Regions from separate parts of the Mus musculus genome. Here region 1 is linked to region 2. Evidence: chromatin loops called from intact Hi-C (ENCODE). Cell type or tissue: left cerebral cortex. All regions are shown on one strand. Each heading gives the region's core, and the rest is flanking DNA. Links, peaks and the distances in the headings are about the cores only. Region 1 has its middle 11 kb from the start of Gys2. Region 2 overlaps Pyroxd1 (pyridine nucleotide-disulphide oxidoreductase domain 1).

Evidence for each region. A loop is a pair of places that touch in the nucleus more often than their neighbours do. Peaks named below come from ENCODE experiments on the same cell type or tissue, not always from the same donor. Only the 100,000 strongest peaks of a DNase experiment are listed, where the experiment ranks them.
Region 1: it touches region 2 in a loop (3.0-fold over the local background); 2 of 42 quality-filtered maps call a loop at or near these places.

Annotation. Positions count from the first base shown.
Region 1 is chr6:142,479,379-142,489,803 of GRCm38, reverse strand. No RefSeq gene overlaps it. Among named protein-coding and RNA genes, the nearest start is that of Gys2, 11 kb to the right of the region's middle. In left cerebral cortex, for the core only: no CTCF peak of the experiment used is centred there; DNase peaks (open chromatin) are centred at 1,350 and 1,979.
Region 2 is chr6:142,361,992-142,364,491 of GRCm38, reverse strand. Pyroxd1 (pyridine nucleotide-disulphide oxidoreductase domain 1) reads right to left here. Exons shown (of 12, transcript NM_183165.3): 12 at 1,868-2,500. The coding sequence ends at 2,490. Recql (RecQ protein-like) reads left to right here. Exons shown (of 15, transcript NM_023042.3): 13 at 1-56; 14 at 816-945; 15 at 1,623-2,500. The coding sequence ends at 1,772. Among named protein-coding and RNA genes, the nearest start is that of Pyroxd1, 18 kb to the right of the region's middle. In left cerebral cortex, for the core only: a CTCF peak has its summit at 1,309 (motif pointing left); a DNase peak (open chromatin) is centred at 2,206.

The sequences.
Region 1 (10,425 bases), core at 489-2,988, 120 kb before region 2:
AAGAGGGATGCATGCTTAACCTCTGAGCATCTCTCCAGCCATGATACAATTTTTAAGTTACAACCAGAGAAGAAATTAGTGTGCCTTTCATATAATGTAGTCCATTTTTATTCTCTGAAGGGAAGAAACTAGTGTGTAAACTAGAAGTATGTTTGAGTTGTCTTTGTTAGTGAAAGGAAACGAACATTTGGGCCGAGTCACCCAGACCCAGTAGTCAGGAAGACAATATGGAAACTCAGCTATGTAAGGCAGATTGACCTTTAAGTGGTCCTAATTTACGTGGGCTATCTAGGTCTAAGTTTGGGGATGGCTAAAAGCTACCATAACAACCCTGGGCTTGAGATTCAGCTCTGTCGTTGATTGATAGTGGTTTGGGCATATTGCTTGCTGTCATAATTCCTTCATCCATGAACAGTGATAGCAAGGGTATCCTCTTCAGTAAAAGTGGTTTACTTCTGATTGATCTTTTTCTATGCTGATCCTGAAATCCAGGGCCTTAGTAAGTGCTGTGTCACTAGCAAGTAGTATAAATTGAGAAAATAACACAGAATTCTTAGTACAAGGCTTAGCCATATAGAGGCTAATACAAGTAGCATTTACTATTGCAGATGTTTTGCAAAGATTCCAGTCTCGTAAGATATAAGGTGGTACTTTTTCATCATGGCTCTAGTGATGCTGTGGACTGAATGGGGCTTGTTTATAGAAAACATCAGCCCTGATGGTTACCTGACAGGTGTCATAGATAGCTCTTCTCCAAGCACACTAGAGATTCTTGCAGCCCTCTCCAGATGTTCCCTGTGGAAGAAGGCAAAGTCACGCCGATGAAAAGCCTCTGCTCTGAAGATTTGCATGTCTTTTCCTATGAGGGAATGAGAATTGCCCGGAGATGGCAGTCAGCTTCTGAACGGGCAGACCTAAGGCTTCTAAACTCTCACCCTCGACCATTCTGTGTTCTGCAGTGAACACTTCTTTATAACACATTGAGGTTTTGCATCTTGTGCCAGCATTTCTGAGGATGTTTGTGTTATGGGAAGTGAGGCCAAGACAGGTATTATATATTTTTTCAAAATCACATTTCCAAAATGATATGATTGTATGAAGACTGTTTCTGTAAGTGGAGCGGTTACATCTCCACTCCAGTTCTTTGTGGTAGCTCTGAGTGATTGCTGAATTTATAATAAGTTGTGAGTTTCCAAGACTGGATTTCATGGACCAGTTTAGAGTTTAAATGGGCTGCTGCTGCTTGCTGGAGTTCCCACTGACGTCACCACCCTGGCAGTTAGTGGTGGTGGGGAGGGGTGGGGGGTGGGGTGAGGAGGGGCAGAAGCTGCTCCTCTAGTTTTGGAACATTGTTCAGTGTCAAACCAAGTAAATTATAGCCTGGAGCCAGAACATTTAAAAGGCCAGAGCAGGAAGTAGGTGTTCATCGAGTGTAGTCTGGTGCAGGAGTTACAGGACAGAGGTATCCATGGACTGAGGAAGACACTGTGTAAATTGCATCGTACATTTATGTTACCATTTTTAAAAAGTATGCTATTTTAACTATATGTGGGTATGTATGTGCATTCTCTTGATGGTCAGAAGGTGGTGTCGGATCCTCTGGAGCTGGAGTTAAAAGTGGCTGAGAGTACTGGAGATGACACCCAGGTCCCTTGCAATGCTCGCCGGGGCCATCTCTCAGCCCTGCTTGTGTATTTAGTACATCTGGAGCACACAAGTCCAGATGTTAGAGTGAAAGATTCATAGCTCTCCAAATGCATGTGATCATGGCCGTAGATTTTTTTCCCCTCTTAGTTTTTCTTAGTCTTTGTTGATATGGGGGGTTAAATTGACGTTGCTCATGCTAAATATGTGCCCTGCTCCTGAGCCATAGTTCTAAATGGAAATCAGACTAAGCTGGAGCACACGTTATATATAGACCGTGTAACATTTAGAAGGGATGTGACTTGTTAACCTGCCGCACAATGTCGTTACCATAGGAACGACACAGTGTCTAGTCCAAAGTGATGTGCCAGTACTGAAGAGCAGGTGGTGTGGAATGAGAGAAAGTGGTTTCTAATATACGCTTAGGAATGTGGAAGGGATTATAAGTAACCTGAAGCATGGCTGGGAAAAGCATGTATAACTATCTCACCCTACACAGGGGTCTGTGAACATGAACGCTTTCAATGCATCTGGGAAGACTGGAGATGGCTCAGAGGTTAGATGCTCGAGCTGCTCTTCAGAGGAGCCGGGCAATTCCCTGCACACGCACACGCACACACACACACACACACACGGCAGCTCACAGCTGGCGAACCCAGGGGATCCAAGTGCTCTGTTCTGGCTTCCTCAGGCACCAGACATATACATGCTCTACAAACATATATGTAGGCAAAAACTTCCCATATATATAAAATAGCTTTAATTTTTTTAATGAAAAAGTATATGTATTTGGAAAATCCTTCCATTGCCTTGAAGTTTGGGAAAACATCTCTAAGGTTCAAAGTCTGCGTTTTCACAAAAGAAACTGGTTTCTTCCTGGATGCTGATTATGGGGTGGATCCCTGGATATGGCAGTCTCTACATGGTCAAAAAAAATTTTTTTTTGTTTTTGTTTTTTGAGTCGGTTTCTCTGTATAGCCCTGGCTGTCCTGGAATTCACTCTGTAGACCAGGCTGGCCTCGAACTCAGAAATCCGCCAGCCTCTGCCTCCCAAGTGCTGGGATTAAAGGTGTGCATCACCACTGCCCAGCTAATAATCCAAGTTTTTAATTTACTTTTTAAAGTTATCTTTTACACTTATTTATTTATAGGAGTTGCGTGCCATAGTTGATGCGTGGAGGTCAGAGAACAACTTGCCCAGATTGGTCGTTCACTTTTATCATGTGTGACTGGGGGATTGAACTTGGTCATCAGGCTTGGCTGCAAACATCTTTACCTGTTGACTCATCTCACGGGCTCTCAATTACACTTTAAACTCTGTAATGATGTGTGAGCCATCTTTTCCTTTTCCCTTTCCTTGTTAATGCATTTGTGCTGATAGCAAAATAAGGCTTTACAAAGTCAAAACCAAGATATGTTATTAGTTGATAGAGGGGGAACAAATTCTCACATTCCCAAGAAACTGGCATAATTTATTCCAAAATGGAAAAATTCCATTACTAAGGATTAGAGTCAAATAGACAGACATGTCACAGTATTCCAAAATGAATCTAGATTTGGGTAAAGACATCTTTCTAGGAAATATAAGAATCGGGAATGGTGGGGCCTAGCAAACACAGAAGTGGATGATCACAGTCAGCTATTGGATGGGTCACAGATGGCCCCCAATGGAGGAGCTAGAGAAATTACCCAAGGAGCTAAAGGGAACTGCAACCCTATAGGTGGAACAACATTATGAACTAACCAGTACCCTGGAGCTCTTGACTCTAGCTGCATATGTATCAAAAGATGGCCTAGTCGGCCATCACTGCAAAGAGAGGCCCATTGGACTTGCAAACTTTATATGCCCCAGTACAGGGGAACCCCAGGGCCAAAACGGGGGAGTGGGTGGGTAGTTGATTGGGGGGGGTGGGTATGGCGGACTTTTGGGATAGCATTGAAAATGTAAACGAGGAAAATACCTAATAAAAATAAAATAAAATTAAAAAAAAAAAGAATCGGGAATGGCTCAAAGGGTTAAATGACAAGGGGAATTTTTATCCCAAACAAGGGGTAAAATCAGGCATAAGGTTTTGAGGAATAAGTCCCTGATTCTCTCTGCTTTGTTTACCCTGCTGGTTGTCAGGGTTGCCCCCCCTCCCCCCTAGGCCTTAAGGAAGGTGAAGGCCTTGGAAGTGAGTCTCCCACCTCATGCCCACAGCTGCTGCTTTCAATTCCTGCTGACATGAATTATTGTAATCAGCTGAGTATAAGAACAATGTGCAGGATATTTTTAGCCGTGCTTAAAAATAGCTCATACCTCCTAGCTCCACACTTGCAAACAGGCCCTGTGGGGTGTTCTTCCTAAACATTTAAAGTGTATTAAAATTATTTCTATCTAGTCCCATTGTTGTCTTTAATATTAATTTACAGCCAGGGTAAGAGAGAAGAAGAGTGCCGCCTCTGTGCTTGCCGCAAACAGGCTTCTGATAAACATTTCAATTGTGTGGTCACAAAATGAATTTTGATATTAACAGTCAGTGGGAGAAGCACTTGCAGGAGGAGAGGTTTGATGGGGGTGGAAGCCAGATAAGATTGAATGTGAAGATGATCAAAATACACAGCATGTATGTATAAAGTTAACAGAATGAACTGAACTTTAGAAAGCTAATGATAATCCTACATGTTACGTAATATTAATATAGATATGACAAATTATAGGTTTTTTTCCTATGTTAACTTTTTAAACAGTTTTAAGCTTATTCTTGAGCTTGATGAGTGTTTTTACCTCTGTGTAACACGTGTACCTGGTGCCCACTTAGGCCAGAAGAGGCTTGCAGATCCCGCTGGAACTGGAGTTGTAGATGATCGTGAGCTACCGTGTGGATGCTGGGAATCAAACCTGGAACCTCAGGAGGAGCAGCCAGTGCTCCTAACCACTGAACCACCACTCTAGTCCCCTTAATACTTCGTGAGTTCAACAATATATTTAAAAATCACTCTCGATGACAGGACTCGTTTCAAACACTTCAACTCTCTTGGCTGTAATAAGTAGCAAAGGTCCTTTCTATGTTAAAGACGCAAAAGTATTTGGGCCCCCAAACTCATTTAAAGGAAAGAATAGGATCTCCCGAGGAGTTGGTTTATGTTTATGAACACTGAGATTGGAACCAAAATGTTTCCTGTTTCATAAGGAAACATTTCCTTATTTCACAAGTAAGATTCTATAGCAGAAGCCAGAGAGGTGACTCAGTGGTTAAGAGCACCTGCTGCTCTTGCAGAAGACCTGGACTTGGTTCTCAGCACCTACCTGGCAGCTCACCACTATCTGTAACTTCAGTGCTAGGGTGCTTGGTGTTCTCTCCTGATTTCCAAGCAAGCACTTAGTGCTCATAGCTTCATGCAGGCAAACCACTAATACACATGAATAAATCAACAAGCATGGAGCAAATCCTGAGGATGAGTTGTACTGTAATGAGTATTAAGTTAGGATAGCATCCAGTTTTAATGTGAATGTTTTATTCCTGTTGTTATTTTTTTTTCTGTCACTAAAAGTCCAATGCACTATCCATTGCATCCCAGAGCCACCACTCTTGTTATTTTTTTTTAACCCGACCTTCCCATCATCCTTTGGATCATTGAGAACAGCTTAAAACATTGTCTTTAAATTCCAAGTGCAATGAATGAAGCGAGAAGTTGCACTAGTCGTTCCAAACACTCAGCTAGAGCCCATGCTTCCCCTCCTCCCTCCCTCCTCCCTCTCTCCCTCCCTTCCTCCCTCCCTCTCTCACTTGCTGCATGCTGATGGACCCTCCTCTGTCACCCAGTCACATGGTCACATGCTTTGCTATCATCAGAAATACCTGTCACTCTGTAAAGTTACCTTAAACAGTTGGTTCTCTGATCCCAGAATTCAGTACAGAAATGGCTAGGCTTTTCAATTGATATCGCTCCTAGCCTGAAGCACCACCACAGCTTGGGGTGGGAGGACTTTGAGTTGCTGTCAATATGAAAATTGCTATTTCAAAATCTAAACAACACTGAGCAAGCAAAGGACCATAGCCGCAAACATCCTCTGGACTATTGAGTGCTGTGCTCCACACTACGTGCCAGCAGATGGGGACCCCCAAGGATGGAAACAACACACTCTTTACAGAGGCTGGCACTGAGGGCAGTGTAGTATGACAAAGACAGTTGTAGATATGCCAGGAAGGAGCACGGAGATTCCGCAAGGATAAACCCCCAGGACTAGAATTTAGGAAAGCTGTGCTCTAGGTGGCATTGAGTCTGAGGGGTGAAAGATGAACTGGCCACATGTAGAATGTGTCACACACACTATTCTAGGCAGAGGGGATAATATCAGAGAGGAAGAGGAAACTGTCCCAGTGTGATGTGGGATATGAACTTGGGAATACTGAGCTGGTGACAGCTGATTAGATGGCAAGGCTGCCGGAAATGCTGAGTTTAGGACTACAGAGGTCAGTCACTTGGCAAAACTGGTGGTTCAGCCACACACAGGTATTTCACAGTCTGCAGGGGGTGCTGGCAATGTTTGAGAATTTGAGTATTAAGACTTTCAGGCTCACTGGATTTATAAAAATTATATTCATAATTAACTCCAAATGAGTAATATTAATGTGTTTCATCATAACATAAATGTTGGGCACTGGAGAGATGTCTCACTGGTTAATAGCGCTCATTGCTTTTGCTGAGGACCCTGGTTCAATCCCAGATACTCACAGCTCACAAGTCTGTAATTCCAGTTCCAGAGGATCCAGTGCTATCTTCCGACCCTCCTTGGGCACTCCATAAACATGGTGCAGAAATACATGCAAACAAAACACTCATACACTTAAATGAATATTTTAAAAGTACAACATGAATTTTGGGGGGGAGGGTGAAAGGTATGCTTGTGTCTAAGATTCTCAAAAGATCAAAACTATTAAATAAAAATTACTTTCATCTACAGTTAAGCTTAAGATTTAAATAAAAATACAAGTATTAGCTTTCTATATTCATGATTTGTGAAGCAGCTGCTCTGGCTCAATTGTGGATGAAAATACTTGACTCACAGAAGAAACACTTGGAACCGAAGGAAGGGCTTCCCTGGAAGGGGCCTCAGGTGCTGCCTGGCAAAGAGTTCTCTGTCGTCTTCTGAGATGACTCCTTGTCTCTGCATCCCCTCTTCTTCCCCTACACTTTGAATGTTTCCAAACCTTCCATGTTTTCCCTGTAAGAAATTCTTGCTATCTTTTACCTGTGACCGTTGACGTTTCGCTCAGGCTTGGTGACCAGAAGGAACCAAACCTTGTTTTGGGGTTTTGGGGTACCTCTATGTGAAGGACTTACTATGCACCAGGACATGAGTCAGGTGCTGATGAGGGAAGCCCAGTGGGGAAGAAAAAGCACTAGTGGCATAGTTACACAGTGGAGTAGTTACAAACAGCAGCCATTACAAACCACACAGCAAGGTAATTATGAGCAGAAATCATGAGAGACAATGCGGTCTGGGGGAGAATGTTCAAGTCACCAAGCGAGAGTCTTTAAAAGGTACAATGTTCTGACTTTGGAAGCCACAAAAGACTCTCCTCTGAGATTACAATGAACTCAAAGGTTAAAATAGGCGGCAGGGTTGAGGGAGGGTGGTTATCCATGGCAAAAAGTACCTTATGTGCATGAACTGTGAGTCAAAGAAGACTGTGAGCTATTCTGGAAATAAAGAGCCATCGTGGAAAGACATAAAGGGAAGGGCCAGGGAAACAACCATAGAAGATTGCCACAAGAGCTTATGAGGTAAGAAATGGCAAGAATTATTAACCTAAAAGAATCAGTGGCAACTGGTATTTTAAATCTGAGTGGGACCTGGTTGGATCTGTATTTTTCAGAGAACACTTTAGGGGTCATGGATGAGAGTCCCATGGTGACAGAGGCCATCTAAGAAAGGCTATGGTAAGCAAGTGAGTTTCCTGGAGATGGCCCACTGTTTTGCATGGCTGTGATGGGTGCGCTCTGCAGAGGCACAGCTCCTGAGACTTCATCTCCTGTCACTATTTCATAGCCTAATTATTCCTGGACATCAGCCTACCCTATTGGGAAAATTTCCTGCAGATCAACATGAACATGAACTTTAATGATTTAATGCTGTTTAGATGAATTAATGGCATCACTTTATGGCATTCCTAATTTGATTAAAATAATTTTAGGAAGAAATTTTAAGGAGGTGGTTTTAGTTGTTTGGTGAGAAAGATGTAATAAAGCTAGAATCAAGAATAGACTGTGCCCTCTCCTCATAGAATAGTAGATAAAGGCTGCATAATAAGGGACACAATGAGCTTTCACAACTACCCTAAGAAGAGAAATGGGCTTGGGACAGATTTGTGATCAAGCAAAAGCATTCATTCTAGATCAGGTCCAAGGATGAAACCACAGGTGTGCACCATGATAAAGCAAGGCCATGTGAAACTGTTGCTTTGAACTTATAATGAGCTTATAGAATGTAACACTGCTTTGAACTTACTATCAACATCCTTCTGTAACTTCCCTTTTGTGTAACATTTTATCTATGAGGTAATTTTCTAAAGAACTTTTGTCTAAGAAGGTATAAAAAGCTGAGAACAGGAACAAAGTATGGCTTTTGGGCTTTTGAGGCTGTGTTCCATCCACCAGGTTATGTATGTATGTGTATGTATATATGTCAATATTATGTACATACATATGTGTGTAGGAATATGTGTATGTATATAAGTATGTATGTGCACTTGTGAAAAGTGATGAAAGAAGTGGTTGGGCACAGCCAAAGTGTGTGTGTGTGTGTGTGTATGTGCACGCACGCATGACTACACACACACACACACACACACACACACACACACACACACACACATACAGTCTTGCATGCATGCCCTGACTATCTTTTCTTCCTTTTCTTTTCTCGCTGCCTCATTCGAAACCTCTTGGTAACTAAGCCTTTTTTTCTTAATCCCCTGCTGTTATCAGCAACAGTTAAACTGCCAGAAGCCTTAGGCTTTTGGACACAGAATAGCAAAGAGTTAAAGAAGGTAGAAATTGACAAAATTAAGCAGCCTTTGACCTGCAGTGGCTGACTCCAACCCCCTCAGCTGCCTTCCTTGGGGAAGTGGATGCTGGGAACCTGCCCACGCCCCGCCCCATGAGAGGTGATTGGAGGCTTGCCTAATAGGAGAATATTTTTTATTATTCTTCCCCTAAAATATGGTGAGGGAAAAAGACACAAAATTCTATGCAAAACCTGTGGAGCTGTAATAACCCAGAGTTACCTAGGAGGGGTCGAGGGAGTTTCAAACCTGGATACCTCAAACATAAGGACATCACAAGTTGACTACCTCCCCTCTCCCAACCTGATGCTCTACAGCCAGCTTCCCTACCACCATGCCTAATAAGAACGCATCACCCTGACAGTTATCAGGCTTCACTCCTTGTTTGACCTTATAAGGTCCCCCACAACACACCCTATAGTTCTAGAGCATGCAGATGAAGCATCTTCCAACCACAAAGATCCTGGCCACCTCCTCAGGGGCAGAAATATCCCTCAACCTCCTGCGCCCCCCATGGGTGAACCAGCTCTCTGAAGCTGCTCCCAAGTGTGTTCTTGGCCTGCACACTCATCACCACACTGCACACACTTGAAGCTGACTAAGCTTCTCAGCTTCCTGCCCTGCCTGGTGTGCAATGGGCCTGGCTAACCCTAGAGAGAATCGAACACATGGCAGCAAAGACCTGAAGAGCAGAATCCAAAGAAGCTACCCAGTCACTACAGGGGCAAACCCAGCATTAAAGGACTCTCCTGATAGTATATAGAGCTTTGAAAACCTATGGTGTGAACTATTTAAATAACTACTTAAGGTAAATACAGTAATTGCTATAATTCCTGACTATGAATGAGATTGGGCAAATACCTCAAGTTCCTAATGCCCTGGCATCCCCAAGATGAATTGTTACCTGGAATGTGAATCAAGAGAAGCTTTCTCTATTAAGTTGCTTAAAATTTTTCTTTTTACATCTTCCGCTGTGTGTGTATGTGTGCTGTCTGTCTGTCTATCTGTCTATCTCTCTCTGGTGTGTGTAGTGTGTGTGTGTGTGTGTGTGTGTGTCTGTTTCTCTCTTTCTTTGTGTGTGTGTCTCTCTCTCTTTGTGTGTGTGTGTCTGTCTGTCTGTCTGTCTCTCTCTCTCTCTGTGTGTGTGTGTGTGTGTGAGAGAGAGAGAGAGAGAGAGATACAATGATATAATGATATATGGGTAAAGCTCAGAGGACTACTTGTAGGCATTGGTTCTTTCCTTTCACCACAGGGTAGGTGATAGGATGTAGGATATATGTTATTAGAGCTGGCAGACGGTGCATTTACATCTCTCTAGCCCTTCAACTGCTTTTTTCACAGGGTCATTTATTACAGCAACAGGAAAGTTAACTAAAGCACAAAGTGATAAAGACAGGCAGGGTTTGTTGTTGTTGTTGTTGTTGTTCTGCCAAAGGACTAGCACAGGAGAATTTTAAAATAAAAAGACAAAGAGAAATACAAGGTGTTTCTTTTATTTAAAAAAAAACAAAAAACAAACAAACAAACAAAAAAAACTTAGCCGGGCAGTGGTGGCGCACGCCTTTAATCCCAGCACTTGAGAGGCAGAGGCAGGCAGATTTCTGAGTTCGAGGCCAGCCTGGTCTACAGAGTGAGTTCCAGGACAGCCAGGGCTACACAGAAAAACCCTGTCTCGAAAAACCAACCAACCAAACAAATAAGGGTAAAGAGGCAATCGGTTTGGAAGGGT
Region 2 (2,500 bases), core at 1-2,500:
CCCCGGGAAGACCTGGAGAGAATCGTCGCCCACGCCCTCCTGCAGCAATATCTCAAGTACACAGCCCGTTTGTCTTCTGTCCTCCTGTTTCTCCCACTGGACTGGAGGAGAGTGAACTGCCCTGCAGTTATCTGATGTGAAGCATTGTAGGAAACAGTTCACCCAAGTCTTAGACCTTGATCACAAAGTCAAAAACGTTAAAACAAAGCAAAAAACCCCACGATTTCCTTTAAGGATTGTGTCTGTGCTGGTCTAGTGTGTGTGTGTTTAGGTATTTATTTCAGTTACATTTCCAATGCTATCCCAAAAGTCCCCCACACGTTCCCCCACCCTCCCACTCCTACTTCTTGGCCCTGGTGCTCCCTGTACTGGGGCATATAAAGTTTGCAAGTCCAATGGGCCTCTCTTCCCAGTGATGGCCGACTAGGCCATCTTCTGATATATATGCAGCTAGAGACACGAGCTCAGGGGGTACTGGTTAGTTCATATTGTTGTTCCATCTATAGGATTGCAGATCCCTTTAGCTCCTTGGGTAATTTCTCTAGCTCCTCCATTGGGGGCCCTGTGATCCATCCAATAGCTGACTGTGAGCATCCACTTCTGTGTTTGCTAGGCCCCGGCATAGTCTCACAAGAGACAGCTTTATCTGGGTCCTTTCAGCAAAATCTTGCTGGTGTAAGCAATGGTGTCAGCGTTTGGAAGCTGATTTTGGGATGGATCCCTGGATATGGCAGTCTCTAGATGGTCCATTTTATATTGATGTTTTAAATGTTTTCTGTGACTCCTTCAAGTTTCTGTGGCTCTTTTTTTTCCAGAGAAGACTACAGCTTCACGGCTTACGCCACCATCTCCTATCTGAAGGTGGGACCCAGAGCTTGTCTTCTCAGCAACGAAGCCCATGCTGTCACTATGCAAGTGAAGAAGTCAGCACAGAGCAGCGTTAGGGTAACTGGCTACTCATTCTCAGTGTGTGCCTGCTTTTCTGTAGTTCTTTACTAGGTTTGGTTAGACACAAATGATGTCAGTTTTCTTCCTATGTTTGATATTGGACAGATAAGAGTGTAGGACTTTAGACTGGCCCAGTGTAGAGTAGGGGGTGGGGGAGGCTGTAACCACTTGGAATATGATATAGACTGCAGATTAAAGTCTTAATCCCACGAGATACTTCCCTCATAATACTGGGTGGCATCTGTTGTGGTTAAGAAGTCTCTGCTGGAGTCTATTACTACGGCTTAGTAATAGAAGTCCTTTCTGTGGCCCTGACAACCTGAACTCCGTTCTTGAGGCCGAGGCTGCCCTCTAGTGAAGGAGGACCGAATTCTGTGAACTGTCTTCCGACATCTATGGTAAAAATGTCAAAACACAGTCTGCTTTGCAGAGGTGGCAAGCCCTTAACTGAGTGCTGTGGCAGCCTCTGGGAAGTGCATGTGCTCTTCCGAGTGCCTACTCTGCTGGCACGGACTCACCCTCAGCCACACCCTCTTTTATTAAGGACAGCTGCCCACATTTGAGTAGACAATGTAGACAGAGCTGATGATTCCCAGGGGTTCTGAGACTCCTGAGCTCGTGAGCAAACTGAACGGCTGAAGTTACCAGGGTACCCATTGGCCACTCTCTTGCAGGGTGCACTGTCTGAAGCTCGTCAGGTGGAACAAGTGGATTCGAAGGGGGAAGAGCAAAGCTCAGGTAACTCCCAGAAGTCTAAAAGCAGGCTTCAGCCATCTGGCTCTAAGAACGCAGGCGCTAAGAAAAGAAAACTTGATGATGCTTGAGTGTCACGTAATATTGTACAATGTAACTGTTCTGTATGTTCATGTCTGGGTCATTTTTATAATCTGCTATAATTTTTGAAACAACTTCATGTTTTATACATATAAAGCTGTATTTTCAGAGCTTACCTTATACAATAATGAAAAATACAACTTTTATGTAAAGTTGTCTAAATGTAATATATCTCACATTAAGTCCACATAACTTTTGTAAGCCCGTTCGCCTTGCTGTAACTAGCTGTCGTCTTCTGACGTGACTCTCCTTTAAAGCAGTACTATGCTGACATGGGCTCTCCTTTCCAAATGGGTGACATTTTAAGCTGAGCAATGTAGATGACTTCTAGTGAGAAGAGTTGCTGTTATAATTCAGATAAAACAGTCCTCAGCACCAAGTGTGTCAGCAAGAATGGCCTGCATATTCTAAGTAAATCACGACAGCAGCCTCCTGAGGCCGCAGCCTGACTTTGACGTTCAGGCAAACAGAGGAGCTGGTGTATTTGTATGAGTCAAGGTTTATCGTCAACTCTAGAGGAGGAGTGTTCATCTGCAAATGAGTCATTAAACGAGTTCATCTGAAGAATTTTCTTTATTTCTTTCCAACATCCAGTCTGGTGTCTGCATTCTCTACTTGAGTGCCCATGCACTCCGTGTGGTTATGTTTCCCCATGTACTTTCTTTTCTCTTTATTTTGTACTTTGTATTCCTGAAGAGATTTCAATTTCAATCAAAAT